Linked DNA regions of Mus musculus: region 1 is linked to region 2. A link is a loop called in an ENCODE intact Hi-C map of the cell type or tissue named here. Cell type or tissue: heart. All regions are shown on one strand. Links, peaks and the distances in the headings refer to the core of each region. The heading gives the core; the rest is flanking DNA.

Region 1 (5,376 bases), core at 50-5,049, 190 kb after region 2:
GATGTGCCCAGATGTGGGTGGTTTCCTGTCTGACTCAGACCTTACTAACCCCTGGTTGGTTAAGGTCTGCAAGCTTCAGCTTCCTCATCTGAAAGAGGCTAATGGGCGTGGCTAACTGGTTTGTTACAGAGATTGAGAAGTCGATGTAAATAACAAGTTCCTAACACAAAGGGCATACATGGTTCACAGACTCCAAGGATGCTGTCACCACCACCAATACACCCAATGTGGCTTCTAACTCGGGTCCAGCTTCAGGGTAGGGGAGGTCTAGTTGGGCATCTCTTGCCAGGTGTCAAGTGTGGCCTTTAAGACGCTGCAGGTGGAAACTTTTACAAGCAACTCCAGGTTTTTCCAAAGCCGAATCGGCTAGTCATCTGTGCAATACATCAAACAATTCTTGCCCTTATTAAGAACCTGTGGGGTCAAAGGTCCACATGTCCCTGTGGATCAAGTGCTTTCCCAAAAGATCTCCTCAGCCAAGCAACCATGAAAGCCCTGGTCACAGGCACAGTTTGTGTGTGTGTTGCATGGGGTGGGGCCCCTGGCATAGTCATAGTGATACTTAGGTTGGAGACAGCCAGCAGAGGAAGAGGAGCAGAAACCATAGTTCAGAAATAAATTCAGCATTTTAAGTCTCCCACATTGGAGTGTATAGGGGAAGGGAGGCAGGGAGAGATGGTGATCTTTGGTGAGTTAATGAGCCTAGAAGCCCCTCCAAGGATGGGGTGGGGTGGCTCTAGATACAGGTGAAACACGTCTATTCCTCCCTCAGGTCCCAGCAGCTCCTGAGAACCAGTCTTTGCTATCGGCACACACCTGGCACACAGACACGTCTCATCGGAGGCTGTAAGCACAGTTATGCCCCCTCCCCATTCGGAACCAGCAGTCAGACTTAAAACCCAATTACAGTTCAGCTCTGTCTCCCCGAGGGGTATCGGTAATGGCGGCTCTTCCCATGTCCCAGGCAAACACTAGTCCAAGCCATTGTACTTTACTCCCCGGGAATAGCTTCACAACGAGTATCATCTGCAGCGGACTGATGGAGAAATTAGAGGCTGTACAAGCTACAGAAATTGCTCAAACTCACTGTTGAGTGCAGACGGAGAGCCGGTGTCAAAAGGTCTGTGCTATCACCTGACTTCCTCCTCGGTAGAAGAAAGAGCTTAAATAGCTAGGCCTTGTGTGTGTGTGTATGTGTGTGTGTGTGTGTGTGTGTGTGTGTGTTGCCAAGGTATAATTCCCCCACCTGTTTCCAGATGGACACATCCTGGCAGAGGAAGCGCCCAGGGGTGTTTAATGCCAGGGGCTGCCAGAGGCTTGTAAACAGGGCCATAGACAACACCCGCACCAACAATTATACCCAAGGCCGAAAAGCAGCCAGTGGTGTGTCACCTCCCATCTGCACAAGCTACAGCCACAATTTGCCGAGACAGCACCTTGTATGTCTAGAAAAGCCAGACCCAGATATTTCTGGGCCCAAGGACAGCGGGCTTCCTCATTAAAAAAAAAAAAAATTATCAGACAGATAACCACTTAAAGTTTGAAAGTGTCATAACTCAGCCACCCAGACACATGCCAAACACCACCTCTTTTTCTTTTCTGTCCTCCCAAGTACAGATGTTAATTAGGGGTCATTGAAAGGCCTCGTGCATGCAGCTGCTGACCTCCTGGAGACCGCCCACTGGTGACCTTCAGGAATGACCAAGTTCAAACACCAAGCCGCTTTCGATTTAATCACAGGCTGCGGCTAGCTGCAAACACCCCTGTGCAAACAGGGCGCTTAGGAGAGGGAGCCAGTTCTGCAAACAAACAGCACTGGGCAGACACTCAGCTCTCAGAAACCCTGAAGGCTGACATCACAACCCCAGGCTCCAAGCCAGAAATTCTGTAGGCCCTGACCCAGCCACAGAGGGCGGGAGGTTTGCTCAGAATTTATTGGGAAGCTGTGGATAAATTTCCTTTAGAGTTACCTGATGAGTGTGGCGCTTTGTGACAGTTAATCTGGATGTGTTCTGCAGCCAATATGGAGGGGGTGTCATTGTCAAATTCCTGTTTTGAGTTGATAAAGGCTTAAACAGAAATGGACCTTCGATGATTCAGCTTACTCTTACCAAGTGTTTACTACGCACCCCGGAAGAGCCATTCATGCGGCAAATACTTATTGAGCACCTACTATGAGGTAGGCTCTGGAGACACAGTGGTCCCCATCTGTTGATCATTTTGCAGGCTGGAGAGGAGCTCAGACGTGAAGGCATGATGTGTGTGATGCTGAAGAGCCGAAGGAAATGGGATAGTGCCAAGGGAGACTTCTGGAGCCACTGGAGACTTCCGGGTGCGGGGAGCTCAAAGAGCTGCCCCCATGGAAATGAAGTTTAGTTTATAAACTGATTGAATTGGGGAAAGCCCAGTGGGGCTCCACCCATCCTTCTCTCGGGCTTCCTGCAAGAAGCACCGGAAGTGAGTTCGAGAAGCCTGAAGGGAACTGTAGTTCGGTTTGTAGAACTTGCTGGAAGAGCAGGAAGCAGTTAACAGAAGCTTTGTAAACTCTGAACTCAGACTCTGTGCTAGGACCCGCGGCTGCGCGGGTTTCACAGGAAAGTTAGATGACGACACGGTCTTGCTTCTCCTTTCCAGTCACCCTCAAAGAGTCCAAGGTATGAGTGGCTGGCAGAGAGGGCAGGTGGGAGCACTCGGGACCTGACTGGGGACAGGGGAGATGGGGCAACAGTGGGGGTGTTGGGGAGGGCGACCTGGCAAGGCAGGTGGGAAGGGTGACCCCTGCCACAGAGCTCTGGGCGAGCAGAAGAAAATTCACAGAGCCGCAAGCTGAGTCAAGAAGCCCGAGAGAAGGATGTGTGGAGCAGGACATGGCAAATTCTCTTAACTATTGAACCATCTCTCCAGCCCCTCTTTCTCTCTTTTCAAAGATTTATTTTTATTTTATGTGTATGAACGTTTGCCTGCATAAATGTCTGTGCACCACATGGATGCAATACCCATAGAGGCCAGAAGGGGGCATCAGATTCCCAGGACCTGGAAATTCCCAGGCACTTTCACATGGTTGGGAGCCACCAGGCCCTTTGGAAGAGCAGCCAGTGTTCCTAACCACAGAGCCATCTCTCTAGCCCCTTTAGAATCTCCTTTTTAAGGGCCTTAATTCTAACTGTTACAATGTCCAACTCTTTGCTGCACCACACTTGGTACCTGAGAGCAGAGATATGTTTAATCGCCTTAGCAGTCTGCTGGGTCAGAAAAGGAAAGAAGAGAGTCTGTTTGCAGGAACTGTAATCTAAGTCTGAGAAAGCAGCTGTGATTCCCACCTGCTGTGCACCCTGAGGGGAATCCTGGGAAAGGAACAGCACACAGTTCCGCCTCTGTCTTTCTTCCCTACATCCCTCTCTCAGGAAGTAAGCCTTCCCGTATCTTGTTCTCGGTTGAAGGACCCGTTGAAGCCCCTCTATTCCTAAGGAAGAAAAGAAAAACCGTTCTCCAGGAGATGATCTGAAAGAGTCAAGCTTTGGATTCTATATGTCTTGAAGCCGTCATTTGAGTGACCCTTGCCCTTGTGCATTAAGAATTCTCCAGCAGGAAACTGAACAGTATTGATTAGATTTGAAGATATGGCTGGAGAGTAGGCTCGTCAGTTAAGGTTATATACCACTCTTGCAGAGGACTGAGTTCAGGTCCCAGCACCCACAATGCCTGAGACTCTTGCTTTGGGAATCCAAGTTATCTGCCTGTACCTACATACCCCGCACCCCAAGACACATACACCTACGCATAATTAAAAATAAATCTTTTTAAAAAACTGAATACATCTACCCTTTGACCCAAAGGCTCAAAAGTATAGGAATTTATCTTGCAGAAAATAGTCTCCTGTGTGGATAAAAGCCTCATTAAGCTTTCTTTTTTGTAAGGTCACACCATTTTCAACCCTCGAGGATTAGTTAAGTGAGTATGACCCATACCGATAAAGAAATAGTCTCAAGTCCTTTAGAATTGATTTTCTGGCATTTAACTGAAATCTGACTGTGTGGGCTTTAACAACACAGGAATACTTATGGCCAGGTGATAAGGCCAAAGGGAGATGCCCCAGAGTGGATATGATGAATCTACTTAACCATCTCCCATGTCTTTTGGTTGGCCATCTTGCTCATGACCTTTCTTCCCCCCCCACCACCACCACCACCAAATGCCTGCAGAGCACCCCAGGCGCCATATCTGCTTGAAGGAAGAAGGATAGACAACCTCTCCCCCCTTCCCCCCTAGAAAACAGCATTCCCAGAAGTCTCAGTCAATCTGCTCCCACTTACACCTAACGGACAGTGGCTGGGTTAGTGGCCACCCTGCGCACAAGGGACGCTACAAATGTCGGTCCTCCATTAAATTGAGTTGGTTTGAAAAATGGAGCCGAAACGGTGGCTCTGAAGAAGAGTCTGGCATCCCAGACGTGTTTAAATAACGTCTGCCAGCAGCGTGTACGGTTAACAGACAGACCAGAATAGTACTGTGGTATGCTACCATATGTGTGCTATTCTAAGTGGGGTGTGTGTGTGCTGTGGTCTTAGCTGTCCTCATATGCTACACACTATATGAACTAACTCATATGAACTAACTTTTGGAAGACAGAGACCCCACCCCACACCCGAGGAGTCTCACAGCACATCTCTTAGTCATCAGCGTCACATCTGCAGGCTTTGAGTTCAAGTCACGCTTCCCCAAATGCAGCCCATGCATGCACTGTCGGGAAGACAGCAGAAGCTGGGTACCATCCCGCCTGTTCTTCCCTTCTACCCTGAGCGGGTCAGAAAACCTGGAAAAATAGCCCCCCTGATCTCCCAGTATCCTCCTACCCCAAAACAGGTCATAAAGCGCCCCCTTCCAAGATGAGCCCTCCAGAGCCCACAAGGAAAGGACCGAGTGACCCACTAAGCCATGGGTCAGAGAGAAACCACTTGGCTATGGCTCCTCTACACTGTGACTTTTAGGTTGTATTTTATTCTGGCACTCTTCTCTGGCTAGGGCCTTAAAGGATCTGTGGTGGTTTGAATACGCTTGGCCCAGGAAGTGGCACTATTTGGAGGTGTGGCCTTGTTGGAGTAGGTGTGTCACTGTGGGTGTGGGCTTTAAGACCCTCATGCTAGCTCCCAGGAAGCCAGTCTTCCACTAGTAGCCTTCAGATGAAGATGTAGAACTCTCAGCTCCTCCTGCACTGTGCCTGCCTGAATGCTGCCATGTTACTGCCTTGATGATAATGGACTCAACCTGTAAGCCAGCCCCAATTAAGTGTCTTTGTAAGAGTTGCCTTGGTCATGGTGTCTGTTCATAGCAGTAGAACCCTAAGACAGGGGCCTTAGAGACAGACAGGAATGAGAC
Region 2 (5,376 bases), core at 325-5,324:
TACAGCACTGAACAGAAAGGCGATTCTGCACTTGCAAGTTCAGGCCTGTGACAGTTCATATCCTAATCAATTTAGAGCCAGGCTGCAAGGAGATGTTACTTGGTGGGAACATCTGTGCTCCTGAAGAGATGGCTTTCAAAATCATAAAATGGTAAATCGTGCTCCCTTCAAGTCACCAATGCAAACTCAAATTGTCAGGTTTTGGTATGAGGAGTTTAGCTATGAACAATTTCTAAGAAGGCAGTACTTACTTAACATTTAATGTGTGTGTGTGTGTGTGTGTATGTGCGCACGCGTGTGTGCATTTTGAGGATTCTACACTCTTATCAAACAAAGATCCTTCTGATGGAAAATTGAAATTTAAGTAATGGAAAATGGTTGTTTAAAGGATTTTCTCAACAATCATATTGTCCAGAAAGGTGACCACGAGATAGGAAACCCACTTAGAACTTGGAAGTCTACACAGGCTACCTCTGAGGAGCATCACAAGGCATTCTACGTTTATTACATAATATTGCTTTGCCCTTGCATATCACCTTTAATCAGGGACCTCAAAGCACCACTGGGTCATCAGGGCCTGAACACACAATCTCAGACAGACAAGCAGTGATAGTTTGTAACCGCAACTATCAATAGAACCTTGCCCCTACCTCAGTCCCCCAATCCCAACACAGCTTCCAATCTTCAGAGATGGCACTCCCCAAAAATCACCTCAATGTGCAGCTGATGCTGTACATTCCACGTTTTCTGTATCACTGGGCCCAAAGAAAGTAGTGGCCCTGCTTTAACTGCACACATCTGTTTCATTACAACTTCTCTAACAGAATAGAAGGCACTCAGGTGGGTGTAGCCTTCACTGTGCTGATGATATAAAATGGAGGCTTTACAAAGAGCAAATCTCTGCCGGAGGCTATGAGCCCACAGATCACTCATCAAACAGAGGAAGAAACATTTGCAGTTCTGTGTAGAGACCTCTCCAGGCAACTTCGAGAATAGTGTAAAGGGAACCTTGGCAGCCACTCAGGCAGGCAGGAGACTGTTCCCCCTGAACACATCAAGAAGGAAGAACAGCTAAAAGGACAGAGCCTGAGTTTAAAGACTCCGGAAGCAAAGGCTGCAAGCGCGGTGGCCACCCGGGAGGCAGGCCCAGTGGTTCCTTTGCATTTGAACAGCATATTAAGTGGAAAATCAAACAAACAAAATGCCTTTAAACCAAGGTCAAAATACACAATTTAGGGTCATTTTTCTTTTAAAAATATGTAAAACAGGTCATCTCTCCATAGAAATATTTGACATTTTAAAAATGCAACCATTAGCAAAGTTCAATCTTGGTTCTGCACTGTAATACATACACATTCAAATGTCAACTTGACATAAGTGGGCATGATTACATTAACTTCGATTCTTTCAGAAGGATTATTCATCTCCCAGTTACTTGCATTATGTCTGCCTTCAGGACTGCAAAGTGTCACTTCACGCGCCCACAAACCCACCCCTCAGCACTGTAAGGCTACACAGTAACTGTCAGTCAACACACTCGCAACCCTAACATTTAGAAACCAAAGGAAAAAGCCTCAATAAACAATAGCAGTTTTTGTTTCCAGTTCTCAACGCCCAGTGATCCAGGCTCAATAAACATGCTTAACTGGCTTAAAACAAACAATAGACAAACAAAAACCTAAAATGCAAAACTGTTAATTACTTGGTACCAAGAAACCTTGGAATATCTATATTTTAAAAAGGACGCTTTACGCCATAAACCTAGAATTGAAAAACATTTAAATAGCTCCGGTTGTCATAGCTGTTCGTTCAGCTAGACGTTTCGAAGGGCTCACAGCAAGACTTTTTCCAAAGAGGTGCGCCGCTGCCCCTGAAATGTATCAAGTGTGCACCTACGTCTGAACGATCTTGTCTGTCACTGAGCCAGACAGCCTCTTCCTACCCTAGGTATCCAGCTCGCCGCCCGTCCCCGGCCGTGTCCACACAGCCCTTGACGTTTTCCCGAAGCGTTTAAATCCAAGCCTTGAAAGCCTTCTAGCAATCGGGAAGGAATTTCCTCCGCTTCCACTGCATTTCCCTGCCTCCGGCGACTTAGGAAACACAACCGAACCAGTGACTCCCAGTGGTTTTAAAAAAAAGAAGAAGAAAAAAAGAAAGAAAAAGCTGCAAAACCACACCAAAAACCAGTGCTTCCTAAAAGAAAAGGGGGGAGGGGGGCAGAAGAGCCAACTTCTCCAAAGCCAAGTAGATTGGCTTTTCCAGAAGTGCCCCCCATTTCTCACCCCCGCCGGGCCCCAGAAACCTTCGCCCCGACGCCAGCGTCGTCTTCCGATTAAATAAGATTGGAAACCACACTACAATCCGAACGTCGGAACTTATCGTTCACTTACCATATCCGCCGGGACATGACTGGACATCTTGCCTTTTGAGAGTGGGCCAGAGGTTTACGCAGAAAACAAAACAAAAAGCAAGAGCAGAAGTGCTGGAACTACGGAAAAAATAAAAAAGAACCTTCACAATTCTGATCGGTTTGTGCTGAGCTTTTCCCAAAAATGAAAAAAAAAATAAAAATTAAAAAAAAAAGTAGAAGTTACGTGGGAGCACAAGAGCTTCTGGGGCGAGAGGCGCGAGGGGAGCCGATCGTCAGCAGCAGTAGCAGCTCCAGGACCCGCCGCGCCAGGTGGACAGAGCCGAGTGACACACGGACATGGAGCGGGGTGGGAGGGGGTTAAATGCGCCGTCCTCTTTCCCCGGCCCAGGCGGTGATTCACACGCGCTCGCGACTCAGGTCCTCATTAAAGCCCCGGCGACGAAGTGTACAGATAACTATGTGGCTACACATCGAGCGCCGAGCTGAAAGCGGCCGGGGCCGCCGAGAAGCTCAGCGCGCGCCGCGGGGCCGCACAGCCGGGCTGCGCGCAGCCGCGCTCAAGGGCATCGACCTCGCCAGCCGCCGAGCCGAGCCGAGCCGAACTGGGCCGAGCCGAACCGAGCGCAGCGCCGGGGGGGCTCAGGCCGCGGGCGCCTCAGCGCAGCCGCGCCGGTCGGGCCGCATCGCGTCTGGGCTCCGGCCGCCTCCGCCTCGCTGCCTGCCTTCCGCAGCGTCTTCCGGGGGCTCCTCCCTTAGCTTGGGAACAGCTCCCCCTCAGAGCCCTGACTCTCCGCCTCCTCCTCCACTTCTCAATCCCACACGCCCCGGCCGCCTCCTGTCATCGCCTCAGCCCAACATGGCGGCGGTGGCCCCTGCTGGTGCCCGAGAGCCGACTTGGGAATAGCGCCCCCCACCTCCCCCGCCCCCGTCTGCGCTTGTTCCGTTCGTCACAACGGAGCCCTCTCGGAGCATCATGGGAAATGTAGTTTGTGCAGGTGAGGGGAAGGGGCCTCCGGGGCGTCCTTGCCCGCATCGATGCCACGCCCCCGCATAGCAACAGTTGCTAGGAAAGGATAGCGCCCTTGTCTCGGTTCAGTTTAGAGGCTCTTGCTCTGGAGTCAGTCCCTACCTGTGTCCAGAAATGCCATGATCACGCGGATTGTTGGAGGAAAACAACTTGCACGGAGAAATTCCCTCGCGCACTGTGTAGACACAGTTAAAATAGGACACACCGTGGTGCAGAAGCATGTGTTTTAATCATTGCAAGTTCTCCACATCCTGCAATCTCAAACCATTTTATTGAGTGAGTTAATCTTTAGGTCTCCTCAACATGACAGTTTGAAGATCAGAAACAATCATTGATTTCCAATAAGGCCGTGGAAGTTCAACAGAAACAAGACTCTTGTGAAGCAGAGGCAATGTCTGAACACACGTTTCCTGAAGTCCTAGGGCCATAAAGCTGCAATCCGCTTAATTGAAATGACCAGAAACTATATAGTGGTAGTGGAGACTACATGTAGATTCACCACTTCCCAGCCTAGCCCCTGTTTGACCCGGTGACGTAATTGTATTGTGAATTTAAAACAGCATAATATAATGCCGATGCTAGAATATTTAGGTGAAAAAATAATGTCTACCACGGATCTAGGATCAGAATACAGAAACCACAAGTATTCAGTTGAGCCTTATTCATATCTCAGACCTTTCGGAAGGGCAGTCTCCACACGATACTATTACACCCACCTACAGTTGTGACCTCACCTAAAGGCAGCCTTGCCTACCTTCCAGGGCTAAAGTCTGGGTGCTGTTAAGGATGATTTCATGCATGGCACATACATCGTTTTGTAAATAACAGCACATCTTCTGACGTGAACGGTGGCTACTCATCCTCTTTCTCTCTCGACGCACAGGTGCACCACAGGCTCTGCGGCCACTGAGAGTTCAGACGTGAGCTATGCAGTCCCTGTTGTCTAGGAGCCTGCGTCATTCCCCAGAACCATCTCCCCAGTCACGTGTTCCCTCATCGGACGGGAACTCACGGGACACTTCAGAGGACCTACTTGTCTCTTGAGTGGCGGCCTGGCTGAAGGCATTCCATACACTCCTAGGAGCCTACATCACAGACCCAACTCCCTAAGAATCCAAACGTAGAGGAAAACAGAGGCCCAGGCTCACCCCAATGTGGCTTCCCTATTTCAGCATCTGTGGGTTCCATGGTTTTCTACTCTTAATGTAGTTTCTCTCCGTGTGTGTTTAATAAGCACAGAACCCTTCCCCACCATGAACCCTTCTGGAAATCCAAACAACTGAAGCTTTTCAGTCCACCAACAGATTCTGAAGGAGTACTGCATTACCATTTAAAGATGTTTACCACGTTAATTCCCCATGCCACACCTACTCTCAGCCCCCTTTCCCATGCCACGCCTACTCTCCTCAGCCTCCTTCCCCCTCCCCACCACCCACCATGGCTCTGACAGACCTAAGTGCTGTTGAAAGGCAAGAAGCAGAAGTTGGCAGAACGAAGGAAAGCTGTCCGCCAGCCCCATTGCCAGGGATGTAATGACCCCTACTTTGAGCCCAAAATCACACAGCATGTCTTCTACGGGATGCTGTCTGCCACTGCCCCTTCTGTATAAGGCCGCGCCTTTTAAAAGTAAGCTTGCTGCACCTGGTTGCATTTCTAACTACTCAAATAAGACAGGCTGAGATGTTATTATCCACAAAACTCGTTGGAACCCTCTCCTGACATAATTCAGGCATGAAGGAGCACTGCAGAACACAAACGGATTTCTCTGCCGTGCTGCCTTTACTGTGGAGCGTGAAGTGAGGGGCTGCAGAGAGGAGCCTGCCGGGGCACAGCAGGGAAGGGTGACACCATCCGTCCTCGAATCTATTGTCAGCATCACCCGGGAGGCAGTGGATGACACAGCAGTTTTGATATGGAAAAACTAACCTCACAAGAAATCAAAGAGCTAACTCTGCCGCGAAGGCGTCTTTGCTGATCC

The links. A loop is a pair of places that touch in the nucleus more often than their neighbours do. Peaks named below come from ENCODE experiments on the same cell type or tissue, not always from the same donor. Only the 100,000 strongest peaks of a DNase experiment are listed, where the experiment ranks them.
Region 1: it touches region 2 in a loop (1.9-fold over the local background); 3 of 42 quality-filtered maps call a loop at or near these places.

What each region holds. Positions count from the first base shown.
Region 1 is chr5:148,739,331-148,744,706 of GRCm38, forward strand. 2210417A02Rik (RIKEN cDNA 2210417A02 gene) reads left to right here and starts at 2,510. Exons shown (of 2, transcript NR_028285.1): 1 at 2,510-2,654; 2 at 3,405-3,809. In heart, for the core only: a CTCF peak has its summit at 3,008 (motif pointing right); DNase peaks (open chromatin) are centred at 1,351, 1,821 and 2,491; H3K27ac peaks cover 311 bases.
Region 2 is chr5:148,549,563-148,554,938 of GRCm38, forward strand. It overlaps Ubl3 (ubiquitin-like 3), which reads right to left and starts at 3,226. Exons shown (of 5, transcript NM_011908.2): 1 at 2,391-3,226. The coding sequence starts at 2,417. In heart, for the core only: a CTCF peak has its summit at 3,227 (motif pointing left); DNase peaks (open chromatin) are centred at 999, 1,999, 3,169, 4,359 and 2 weaker places; H3K4me3 peaks cover 4,558 bases; H3K27ac peaks cover 4,002 bases.